Linked DNA regions of Homo sapiens: all the other regions are linked to region 2. A link is a contact called in ENCODE Hi-C data. All regions are on one chromosome and are shown on one strand. Each heading gives the region's core, a stretch centred on a gene start or an enhancer-like site at or near the end of the contact. The rest is flanking DNA. Distances are from core to core; before and after follow the strand shown. Region 1 holds the start of QTMAN (queuosine-tRNA mannosyltransferase). Region 2 holds the start of ORC4 (origin recognition complex subunit 4). Region 3 holds the start of STAM2 (signal transducing adaptor molecule 2).

Region 1 (3,468 bases), core at 521-3,020, 3.7 Mb before region 2:
AGTACAAGAGGTCTGAATTACCTAGTTAAGTGTTTAGTTAATGAAGACTACTAGTTCTATTCAGCTCCTGCTAAATCTCATCAAGAAACTGTCTTCGATTCTTAATTTCTCTATAAAATAATGGGATTGGATTATACTGTTAATGTTCCTTAAACATCGAAAATTCTGTATTTCTGTGATGCATAAGATTAAAATGCCAACACAATTTTCAAATCAAGACTAAAGAAGCCATCTTAACCTTTGCAAACTGGTGATGTTAAAAAATTTACTATTTCCTACCTTATTGCAAGTATCATGCTTCAGATTTTACCTATTCATTGTTTTCAAGCATGTCAAAGAAAGTTTCGTGATTCAAGAGGTACTCCTCTAATCCTCAATACTAAAACTGTTTCATTAAATACAGTACAGGACCCTAAGGAAAATGTATACCAAAAGGGAGTGGGAGCCGAGAAGAATCTAATCCAAGTCAGACCTGGAACGCACTAATTAAAATTCAATATTTCACTTGGTATGTGGGTTCCTACATGAAACTCCTGTCATGGTTAAAGCTTAAGGTTAAACACGTTAATAGAAGCCAATAGAATGGCTCTATTGAATTGTACTGAACTTCTTTTTCAGCAGCTCCTTTACCTAACCACTATTTTAAGCTTTAAAATCAACTTCAGGGGTAGGCACCAAATAACCAAGTGAGCCACGGCAGCCGGGGCTGCAAACTGAAATCCATCTCGTATGGAAAATCATCATCAACTCACGTTTTCCATTTCAAACTGCGATACAGGTGGAAGAAAAGCTGTAAAAGCCTTCTCTTTGAAACTCCCATCACACGGCCTCAAGGCATTAACTTAAGAATCTCAAGATAACCTAAAGCAGCACAGTTGTCAGAAGACTCTAAAAGTTGTATGTGCGAGAGAAGGCAAAAAAACTACTTCGGGACTAAAGGTTAAATTTCGCTGCTGCATTCCCAAGACTTAAATTCAGAGAATCTTTCCACCTGGACAGAATGGGATTGTCTGGATCCCGATGAAAATGGGAAGTTATGTGCTTAATCCTCAGACGAGGGATTCCGGGGTGGGGGGCACAGTGAGGGTCTTCACACTCGGCTGGCAGAGAGGAGTGGGGCGCTGGGGAGGTCTGGTAACTGAGGGCGACTAGGAGCCAGAAGCGAAGCTTTCCGTCAGGAAGGCCTGGGGCTCGCACTGCAAGGGGCCAAGCGCCGGGCAGCCTGGTGGTCGGCGAAGCACCCCAGCCAACTCAGGCCAACCCGGACGCCCGGCCTCCCTTCTCCCGCGCGAGGGCGACGTGCCCCCACCCGTCCTCTCAGCCTGCGCGAGGAAGAAGCGGAGCGCCGGGCCGCAGAAAACCAGCACGCACGACATGTAGGCACCAAAAAAACGCAATTCGAACACGACCAGTTTGCAGAAGGCACAAAATGCCACGGCGTGACGCCCCATTCCGAGCGCGGTGCGGACGGCGGCGCAGGGAGCGCAGCGCGTGCGCCCGGGAAGCGCGCGGCTCTCAGCTCCGCCTCCCCCACACCCCCCGCCCCCGGCTCCCCGCGCCGCAGCCGCCGCTGCTGCCCCTCTGGGATCTCCGCGCAGCGCGGCCCCGCGAGGCGGGCGCCGGGGAGGGGAGGGGAGGGGCCGCGCTCCCCGCCTCCCCGCTGGCCCGCGCGGCTCCCCAGCCCGGAGCCTACTCACCTCCTCCTCCTCCTCCTCCTTGTCTCTCCCTCCTGGCCACCGGCGCGGCCCAGCCGGCGACGCGCTGACGCCGTGCCCCTCCCCCGCGGCCGCCGCGGATGCCGCCGCCCCTCCCGGCCCGCGGCCGCCTCGGCCTCCGGGCGCGTCAGGCGCTGGTCCCGCCCCTCGGCCCGCCCGCGCAATCGAGGCTCCGCCTCTCTGCGCCGCCCGGACTCCGCTGGCGCGAGGTCCCTGAGTCAGCGGCGCTCCCGCCCGCGCGAATCGCTCCGCCCCAGCCCGCGGGCTCGGCTCCTCGCACCTGCCCACTGTCCCCCGGCCTCGCACTGCTCCCCACCTCCCTGTGCGCCCTTTCCCATCTCGTCAGCACCCTGTCCGCCCTTTCAGCTTTTTCGTACTCTTTCCCCAACCTCCTAGTCCTGTTCTAAGCTCGCATAGTCACCTTCTCTTTCCTTCTGGAAGGTCTGTGCTGTTCATTAGGTCGACCTCGGATTCCCCGTGCAGTTTTCCAGCCGGCCCGTTGCATCTCCTTTCCTGGTCCACTCCCCGGCCTACTAGAGCCTCAGGGCCCCTGTGCGGGTTCCTGGCTCCCTTGCCGACACCTCTACCTGCTCTGCAGCCCGGAGCTCCTCCACAGCTGCTTTGCCAATGCCTCTTAATATCCCTCCTTCTGGACCTCCTCGATTCCCTCCTGGCAAGGCTCATGCTTTCCTTTATCTCCATTTTTCCCGTCCTTTCGGTTCTGACTACTCCACACACTTCTGATGCAGTTTGAGTATTCAATAATTGCATATTCGCGGTCCCATTTACACGAGGAGAGTCACATTGAGTAATTAAAAATCACAAAGCAAAGCGACAGCAGTGGAGACCATCATTTGACTTGCATAGTTCCATCTATATTTTCCTTATGCAATAATATTCTCATTGCCACTTGAATTTCAAGGAATGGGATTTTCTGTTGGGGCTTAAAATTCACAAATGTTGGATGTTTTTTCGCTGCGACCTAATTTCACTTTAGCTCTTTTATTTATAGAATACATAGTAGAAAGAGTACCAGGAAGTCCCAGGTGTTCTTGACTGTAAAGTGAGGAATGTGTCCCTTCGTTAAATTCCTTTATGAAGTAAAGGATCCTTTCTAAAGTAAAGGTTTTTGTATCTGGAAGGAGGTTGTAGGTTAAATGACTCTGGTGAAGGCAAAACATGCAAATATAACTGGATGTCTGGTTTATTAAGTAACTTCATTTTTAAAACTGCAACTCGGAAGAGTTAGGCTGTGATGTGGAAATGAATTAGGAAACATACCAAAATAAAGGAAATCGATTAGGTCTTTGTACTTATATCCACAAGTTGCTTTAAGTTATGTGAGTAAACATTCTTATCCTTAAATTGAAGCGTCGAAACTATCTTCCGTTCCAAACAAAATCCAGCTCTGTGTGGACATTCAAAGTTTAAAACCATTGTTGAATTGAACAACAGCATTGTAAGCATTTGAAAGCCTAATAAACCATCTGTCCATCCACTTTCACACAAATTGAGAAACAGAAAAGAGTAAATGCCAAAACCTGAAAGTGAGTGTTCTGACTACACATGAAACTAGTAAATCCTATTACACAGAATAAAATACAAAATGCTTCTCCACTTACGATGGGGTTACTTCCCAATAAACACAATGTAGGTTAAAAATATTGTAAGCCAAAATTGCATTTAATGCTAGCAACACAGCAGATGGTCCTCGACTTCCAATATTTTCAACTTTAGGATGGTATGAAATGTA
Region 2 (3,742 bases), core at 62-2,561:
CTGAAAACACAAAAAAATTAGCCAGGCGTGGTGGCACATGCCTGTAGTTTCAGCTACTCGGGAGGGTGAGGCAGGAGAACTGCTTGAACCCAGGAGACAGAGGTTGCAGTGAGCCGAGATCGCGCCACTGCACTCGTCTGGGAGACAGAGCGAGACTCCGTCTCAAAACAAAAAACAAACAAAAAGAACCCACCCAACAGAATTAAGTACCAACATAATAAATACGAAGAATTTTAGATTCTTGGTTTTTAAAAAACATACAAAGATGATATTCCTTCAAAATATCTTTACAAAACATATTGAGACTGTGATGCTTTATATTGATTGTATGAAAACAATGAAAAAGAACCAGCACTGTTTCACTATAAAAGCTTTACTAATGTAAATTTATAAATCCTTTCTTAAATATTTTGAGTTAATTCTAATTTTATGATAGAAATTCATTATTTTCAGCAAAAACAGCTGGCATTTGGGAAACCAAAGGCTCAAAAACTAAGAATAGTAACCAAAGAAACTTGACAAAACAGTCCTTTTAAAACTCTCATCTACACTATAAGGGGAAACTTTGATCACGTCCCTTCTCCTTCATCAATCGTAGAACTCAACATTAAGGACTACACAATCCCACATCCCTCTCCGAGAAAAAGCAAAGGCTTTGTGTTGTAGCAACAACGCAAGACATGGAGGGAAGCTCCACTCAAGACTTCCCTGCCTGCTCCTTCCCCAAAGCCACTCCAGAATACCAGGGAGGGTTGAGAGGTAAGGCATGAAGGGCGCAATATCCAATATGAGCAACGCGTGTGATGCATCTGGTCAAAATGCATACAGAGGACTTGTCTCTGTCCCTAGATAGAAGTCCTCCGTCCTGCAGTCATGAGGGTCAATTGCTGAGGCTTCACAGTTCCCTTCTCTCTTACACTCGGACCGTCACGCTCCTCACCTACTACCCCGATGCAGAGGTAGACTCAGGATCCCTGCACTTGTCAAGGATTCCTCGGCAAGCTCACGGGGCGGGAGTGGCCACAAGACGGAGCTCGCCTGGTCCTGGCCTTCCCGGCCTATACAAGCCTGCCCCCTTCCCAATTCCCAATCTCCACAGCCTTCCATCCTCCCACTTTCGATTCACCTTGCGCCACCGACGCCCCTGGCCTTCGTTTGCAGCAAGTTTACCCCCACCATTACCTCTCGCATAAAAGCCTGCATTTACCAGGTCAAAGAGGGGAACCAACGCCTGCAGGAATCGCTTCACCGAATCGCCTGGCCGCGTCCTCTGCTAGACTTCACCTGCCGCTGCGGACCGTACACAACCACTCCCGGCATGCCCCGCGCACGCACTACCTCTCCCACCCCGCCCCTCTCCCGCCCAAACACGTGACCTCCTTTCGTCTCCGTCCACGCCCACTTCCGTTCCTCCACTTTCCCTTAGGAAGGAGGAGGGAGCTGGGGGTGTTAAAAGCGTAGCGACTTCCTCCTCCTCCCCGCCCCCGCTCCTGTACCTCCCGCTACAATGTCTTCCGGGTCGCTAGCGCCTCGACGCCTTCTGGGAAAATAGCTCATTTCCTCCCCTCCCCCTCCTCCTGCCTTCAACCAACCAGCCACCCGTCAGAGAGGGACATGCGCAGTGAGTGCCTCCCGTCTCTTCTACCCGAACCCCCCCTCCCCCCCAAGCAGAGAGACCCCAGCAGCAGCAGCAGCTGATGATGAAGAGAGAGGCAGTGGCAGAGGGGGGGCACCTTTTATTTCTATTTTTAAAGGGACAGGACACTAATTCTACCCCACTTCAACCTTGAATTCAGGGGGGTGGGGGGAAGGCGGCTGAGTTCCTTCCCCCACCCTCCAGCCCTGAGCCCTGAGAGGGGGATTGAGCCTGAGAGAGGAGAAGGAGTTTCTTCTTCTTCGAAAACCCCCATCCACGACTCCTACCCCCTCACCCCTCCAACTCGCCTCCCTCCCTCCACCCTCCTCCTCTTTGGCCGTGAGAGGAGGAGAGAAAGAAACCAAAAGCCTCTTAGCAACACAGACCCTTTGCTGCTGCTGTTGCTGCTGCTGCTGCTGTTGCTGCTGCTGCTGCTACTGCTGCTGCTGCTACTGCTGCTGCTTGGCCCTGGCTGGAGACATCTCACTACACCCAGGAGCAGCCACTTCCCCAGCTCTCCTCCTCCTCCTTCGCCTCCTCCTCCTCCACTCCCCCCCTTTATTACCCTTTGTGTCATCCTCCACAGCTCCAGGGAAGGCACTCAAAAGTGGGGGGCAGGAAAGGTAAGTGTGTCTGTGGGGGCTTCATTGCCTTCCTCTGGCTCTGACTTTCACTCCGGGGCAACAGTAGCACCAAACCACATACGCAGTGGAGCTCCGGGGTGAGGAGGGGGTGGTGCTGGGGGGGGTGAAGGAGGGGTTGGAGTAGGGAGGGGTGTGTGAGGTGGGGTGCCCATCCTGTCAGGGGAGGAAGGGCACTTTTATTTTTATTTGCTGTTGTCAAAAGTGGTTTCTCTCCTCCATCTAACATCTGATTGTGTCTTGCTCCAGTGGGGGAGAATACAAAAACAACCCCCTCCTTCCTCCAATGAGGCGCCAGGGAAAGAGACAGAAAGAGGCACACTTTCTAGATGTCACTTAAAAAAAATTCATTGGAGAGCTCTTTTTCTCCAGGAAAAGCTCCACTGCATTTGTTTCTGAGTGGGAAAATGTCGGGATCTGGATTGTATTGGAACTGCTTATCCATTTGTAGACCTGAGTGTTTTCCCCTTTTTGGTCCTGTATGAGATTTGGATATTGACTTCAGTGTTGGAAGACTTGATTGGTTTTTGCTTTAAGGGTTTCATTTTCCATTTTTTCGTTTTGTCTGACTTCCATGGAAAATTTCAAATTTTTAGTTGGTAGAGGCCTTTGGTTAGGTTTTGACTTGCATTATTGCTTTTTTTTTGGTTAAATGTCTGTTTCATATATCAGTATATAAAGTCCAAAGCTCTAAAATGCTTAAAGTTTAAATGCCACTGCTATTGTCTGTTCCCACATACGTTCCTGATACTTATTTTCCATATGATGAGAATATTAGCTATTTTATAATTAATCTGGGTATATTTGTAATCTTTGTAACTTGTCTGAACAAGTAATCCCCATTGAAAACTTTATGTTGTTCTGGCTGCATGGAAGGCCAAACCTCTCCATCAATAGTTTGCTGGATTGGTACCACTTTCAGTTTTAGCTGAATTATTTATTTACTGTTGTAAATTGAGATGAGTTTTTCATCTCAATTTCTCTTGGGGTTCTGAACCAAATTGCCCACTGTATGTAAAAGTACACAAATTTCTAAAATATGTTTTCATGAGTCAAAGAAATCATGAACTTATAGTTAGTATATTAATTTCAGTTAGCTATAAATTGAAAGGTAAATCCAGATTTAAGTTTATGGAATAACAATATTGATAAAAATCACTTCATTTTTGTATAATGTGTTCTTAGTGCATAGCTTTAAAATTCAGTGCTGTATTTTATTTCACAAATGTTAGAAAGTATGTTTCTGATGTAGGCCTTTTACTAGGGCTTATATTGGAAAGTGTTATTTTGTTTCATATATACATTTCTTTATTCTTTCCTTGAAGATGGATGCACACATGCATATACACACACTCTCTTTCGCTCGCTCTCTCTCCCTCACACCCTTTTTTTTTTTTTTGTAACTGCATTGGTATCTCTGATCCCATAATTTATGTCAGCAAAAAATATTCTTCTGTAAAGCAGC
Region 3 (3,644 bases), core at 686-3,185, 4.2 Mb after region 2:
CATTCTCTTGTCCAGAAGTTACAGGAGGGCCTCAAATTCATTCTTTCACCCTTAAAATGCCTTTGGGGTTCTGAATTCAGTCATGCTTAAGCTAATATGTAACTACTTGAAGCTCTGGCTTATGGCACTGGCCATAAAATAATCTAGACACAGTTTTTTTGTTTGTTTGTTTTTTTAATCTCAACAGCAGTGCCTCCTTTACAACTGTAGGACTAAACTGTGATCCACTAAACCAATGCTGGGGCCTCGGGAGCCAGGCAGGGAAAGGTTTAGAACAGAACAGACAGAGCAACTCTGCCTACTTGTACCAGAGAATTTTTCCATCAGAAAACAATGAACTTTCAAGAAAAATTTATATTGAAGAAAAGAATTCACGGTTTTTAAGTTTTAAAATCATTTGTCTAATTCTATTTTGCGCCTTCTGTTTTATTTCATTAGAACAGAATCAAAGTGTTCATAATAGCAATTTTTTAAAAGTACAGGTTGCACAAAGGTTGTATGATTCAAACAAAAGAATACTGCAATGAGGCGTTCCAAAAGGAAACAGTGAGCCTTAAGAGTGATGTTTCCCAGATTTACGCCAGTCACCTGTATTCATCCACCAAAAAAAAAGTTTAATGAAGTAAGGAACATACATATTTGAACTATTTACATATATTATTTGACTCAAACATGTTTTTTAAAATGGCTTAGGGGATTACACAACGTATCAGAATAGGGCACTTTCTACAGTCTCCTAATAACCAAATGTTAACTATGAAACAGGGGAATTACTGCTGAGATGTGCAGTATTCTTCTGAGTCTCCCCGCCCCAACCCCATTTCCAAGTTCTAAAAATTTACCTAGGGTTCTGTTAACTACTGCTACAAAAACAAACAAAAAACAAACCTGTAGTCCCAGCTACTCGGGAAGGGGAAACGGAGGTGGAGGCTGAGGTGGGAGGAATTCTAGTCGCACCTGGGCAACATAGTGAGACCCAGACTTTCGAGAATACATACATATATTTCTCAGTTTGTTTTAGTGTTACTCAAATTTCCTAAATAATTTCGTATATATCTTATCCATGTTTTTCTCATTCTATAGTCACTGAGAGACCAGCGCTTTATGACTGCAACATGTAAAATACTTGTTGTTCTGGAGTGTTTTGAGACTGGAGATTTCCTTTTCATACTCTAAAACCGAACATCTCCTAGCACCCGCGCAATCTTTGCAATCCGGGGATGAAGAGCAACACCTTTACAATTGTAATAAATCTTAAAGCTACCCTATCAGGGATTGAATGCATGAGTAATATAAATAATGGGGAAGTAAGTTCTTCCTATTCAATGCGGTTGTCTAGGTGTCAAGTGTCTAGTGTTGGGCTTCTCTAGACAGCAGGGTCTCCACTGCTGCATCATCTTCAGAAAACGATGGGGCAAAGACGGAGGTAACCAGCTGTCGAACGAGCAGGAAGTTTTTAATCACCAACTCCACAACTACTTAATCAGTCCAGTCTCCAGCGAGCCCTAGGCTCTTCCCAAATCCTACGCTTGGCAAGGAGAACGGCCCTTTGAGGGTCCCCAAACTCAGGCGGCAGGAAGCACTCCCCAGACCGCTAGCGACGCGCCGAGGTTGCCCCAGAAAAATCCCAACGTCGAAGGAGCGGGCGGCACCGCCCCTCCCCTCCCTTCGCTTTGCTTCCTAGTCCCCGGAGTCGCTACCGCCCACTTTCTAGCCGGACAAACAGCAGTCCAGGGCCAGGCACACAGCAGTCCAGGACCGGGCACAGCACTCACCCACGTCTTGCTCGAAGGGGTTGGCGGTGAACAAAGGCATCTCGCCGGCGCCCGAGCCCTAGTCGCTGCTGTCTAGCTGACACTCAGCAACTGCTACCCGCCGGGTGACCCGCGGCCGCGGCTCCCTAGACCGCTCCGCTTCGGCCTCCGTCCCTGCACTTCCGCCACCGCACCTGCCCGGCTCTTGCCTGACAGGCCGGCTCGGAGTCCACCCTTCGATCCCGCGCTCCTGTCCCAACTTTTCTCCCGGGGCGAGATCCCTCCGACCATGGGCGTCCTCCCAAGGCCTTTGTCGCTGCCCCTGTCCCAGACTTTTGTAGGGGTCAGGCGGCCGCTACGGCCACCTTTCCAGCGCTAGGACCCCGGCTAGCCACGAAGCCGGGGACCTTCGGAGCCGGAAGTAGTCCCGCCTGGAACTGGACGACCCCGGAAGCTGCAGTGCCAGCGGCGGCGCGGCAGGGGGCGCGGTTACCCGTGGTTTTTCGCGTTGGACGACGGGCTCTGAGGGCCAAGTTCTTGTCACGAATTTAGTTTGTTTCAGAGCGGCAGGACTCGTAGCTAGAGAACGAGGACCCACGACGCGTACGCGTTACAGTCCTGTTTCCCTAGAAACGGAGCTGCCGGCGCGGAGGTGGCTTTGAGATTCTGCGAAAGACCTGACTGCTCTTCAACAATTATTGTGTTGCACCCTCCCAGGCGCCCAGTCCAAACCCCGTCAGAATAACCACCCGGGACAGCGGTGGTCGAAGTAACTACGCCTAACTTTTCGCTTTCCATCGTGTCCCCTCCATAAAAACACTGCTGGGCCCCCGGAATCCAAAGGCGAAGGAGGCACACTCCCTGCCTTAGACTTGTTGAGAGTTTTATAGGGGCAGTGCATAACGTACATGATGGTGTATGACGATTCGGATGGTAGTACGAGTCATAAACTCAAATTCCAACAGCATCCAGCCAGGTATTTAAATGAATGCAAAAGCCCAAGCACCCTTCCCACCCACATATTCTCTGTTCCTCTTAGAAAACTGTAGTAATGATTATGTTGCCTGTCTCTCCTCCTCATTAGATTATAAACTCCCTGATAAGTTTTGGTCACTACTATATCCCCAGCGTCTAAAACAGTGTCCCAAGTAATAGACGCTCAATGCTTTTCGAATGAAGCTGTAACTTTCTAACTGAACAGTGCGTATCTAAAGATGTCAACTACTGGTAAATTGCAGCCATTTATTGAAATGTGGGTCCTACTAGAGTTTGCAATTTTTCAATGATGTTTAAATGTTGAGAATTACTCCAACATTTTAAATAATAGATTAATCAAAACCATTTTACAAACTCTAGTATAAAGACCTGATGCTATAGAGAGCTCATACACATTCAGAAAGGTGGTTGCATTTTATAAAGTTCGGGGCACAAATGAGAAGGAATCGTGCAGAAGGGGCTGTTTTTCATAGAACGTTGAACCTAGGGATGTTCAAGATAAATTGGGAGGCCGGGCATGGTGGCTCACGCATGTAATCCCAGCACTTTGGGAGGCCAAGGCGGGCAGACTGCTTGAGGCCAGGAGTTCAAGACCAGACTGGCTAACATGGCGAAAAACCGTCTCTACTAAAAATACAAAAATTAGCCAGGCATGGTGGCGCAAGCCTGTAATGCCAACTTCTTGGGAGGCTGAGGCACGAGAATCACTTGAGCCCAGGAGGCAGAGGTTACAGTGAGCCAAGATCAGGCAACTGCACTCCAGCCTGGGCAACAGAGCAAGACTCTGTCTCGAAAAAAGAAAAAAAAAAAAGACTTAGAGATTTTTTGGACAGATAAAGACTTTTTGTCTAAGACTTAGTGTTGGAATGGAAAACAAGGCTGACTAGGTATAAG

Evidence for each region. A loop is a pair of places that touch in the nucleus more often than their neighbours do. Pooled maps may share reads with other maps.
Region 1: a loop to region 2 is called in a map of CD8-positive, alpha-beta T cell, with 7 times the contacts of the local background. The contact joins the promoter of QTMAN here to the promoter of ORC4 in region 2. A Hi-C loop is called at or near these places in 4 of 168 maps with a recorded cell type or tissue (CD4-positive, alpha-beta T cell, CD8-positive, alpha-beta T cell and naive thymus-derived CD4-positive, alpha-beta T cell) and 8 of 50 pooled maps.
Region 3: a loop to region 2 is called in a map of CD8-positive, alpha-beta T cell, with 37 times the contacts of the local background. The contact joins the promoter of STAM2 here to the promoter of ORC4 in region 2. A Hi-C loop is called at or near these places in 2 of 168 maps with a recorded cell type or tissue (CD8-positive, alpha-beta T cell and naive thymus-derived CD4-positive, alpha-beta T cell), 1 of 37 single-sample maps with no recorded cell type and 13 of 50 pooled maps.

The regions. Positions count from the first base shown.
Region 1 is chr2:144,330,742-144,334,209 of GRCh38, forward strand. QTMAN (queuosine-tRNA mannosyltransferase) reads right to left here and starts at 1,771. Exons shown (of 12, transcript NM_001376312.2): 1 at 1,698-1,771. RefSeq lists a silencer at 1,446-2,045 and an enhancer at 1,827-2,404.
Region 2 is chr2:148,019,426-148,023,167 of GRCh38, forward strand. ORC4 (origin recognition complex subunit 4) reads right to left here and starts at 1,312. Exons shown (of 14, transcript NM_181741.4): 1 at 1,208-1,312. It overlaps MBD5 (methyl-CpG binding domain protein 5), which reads left to right and starts at 1,666. Exons shown (of 14, transcript NM_001378120.1): 1 at 1,666-2,259. RefSeq lists enhancers at 957-1,554, 1,734-1,833 and a silencer at 1,224-1,383.
Region 3 is chr2:152,173,828-152,177,471 of GRCh38, forward strand. STAM2 (signal transducing adaptor molecule 2) reads right to left here and starts at 1,936. Exons shown (of 14, transcript NM_005843.6): 1 at 1,776-1,936. The coding sequence starts at 1,815. It overlaps LOC105373689 (a long non-coding RNA gene), which reads left to right and starts at 1,706. Exons shown (of 3, transcript XR_923477.3): 1 at 1,706-2,730. RefSeq lists enhancers at 1,474-1,523, 1,574-1,713, 1,874-2,397, 1,874-2,293.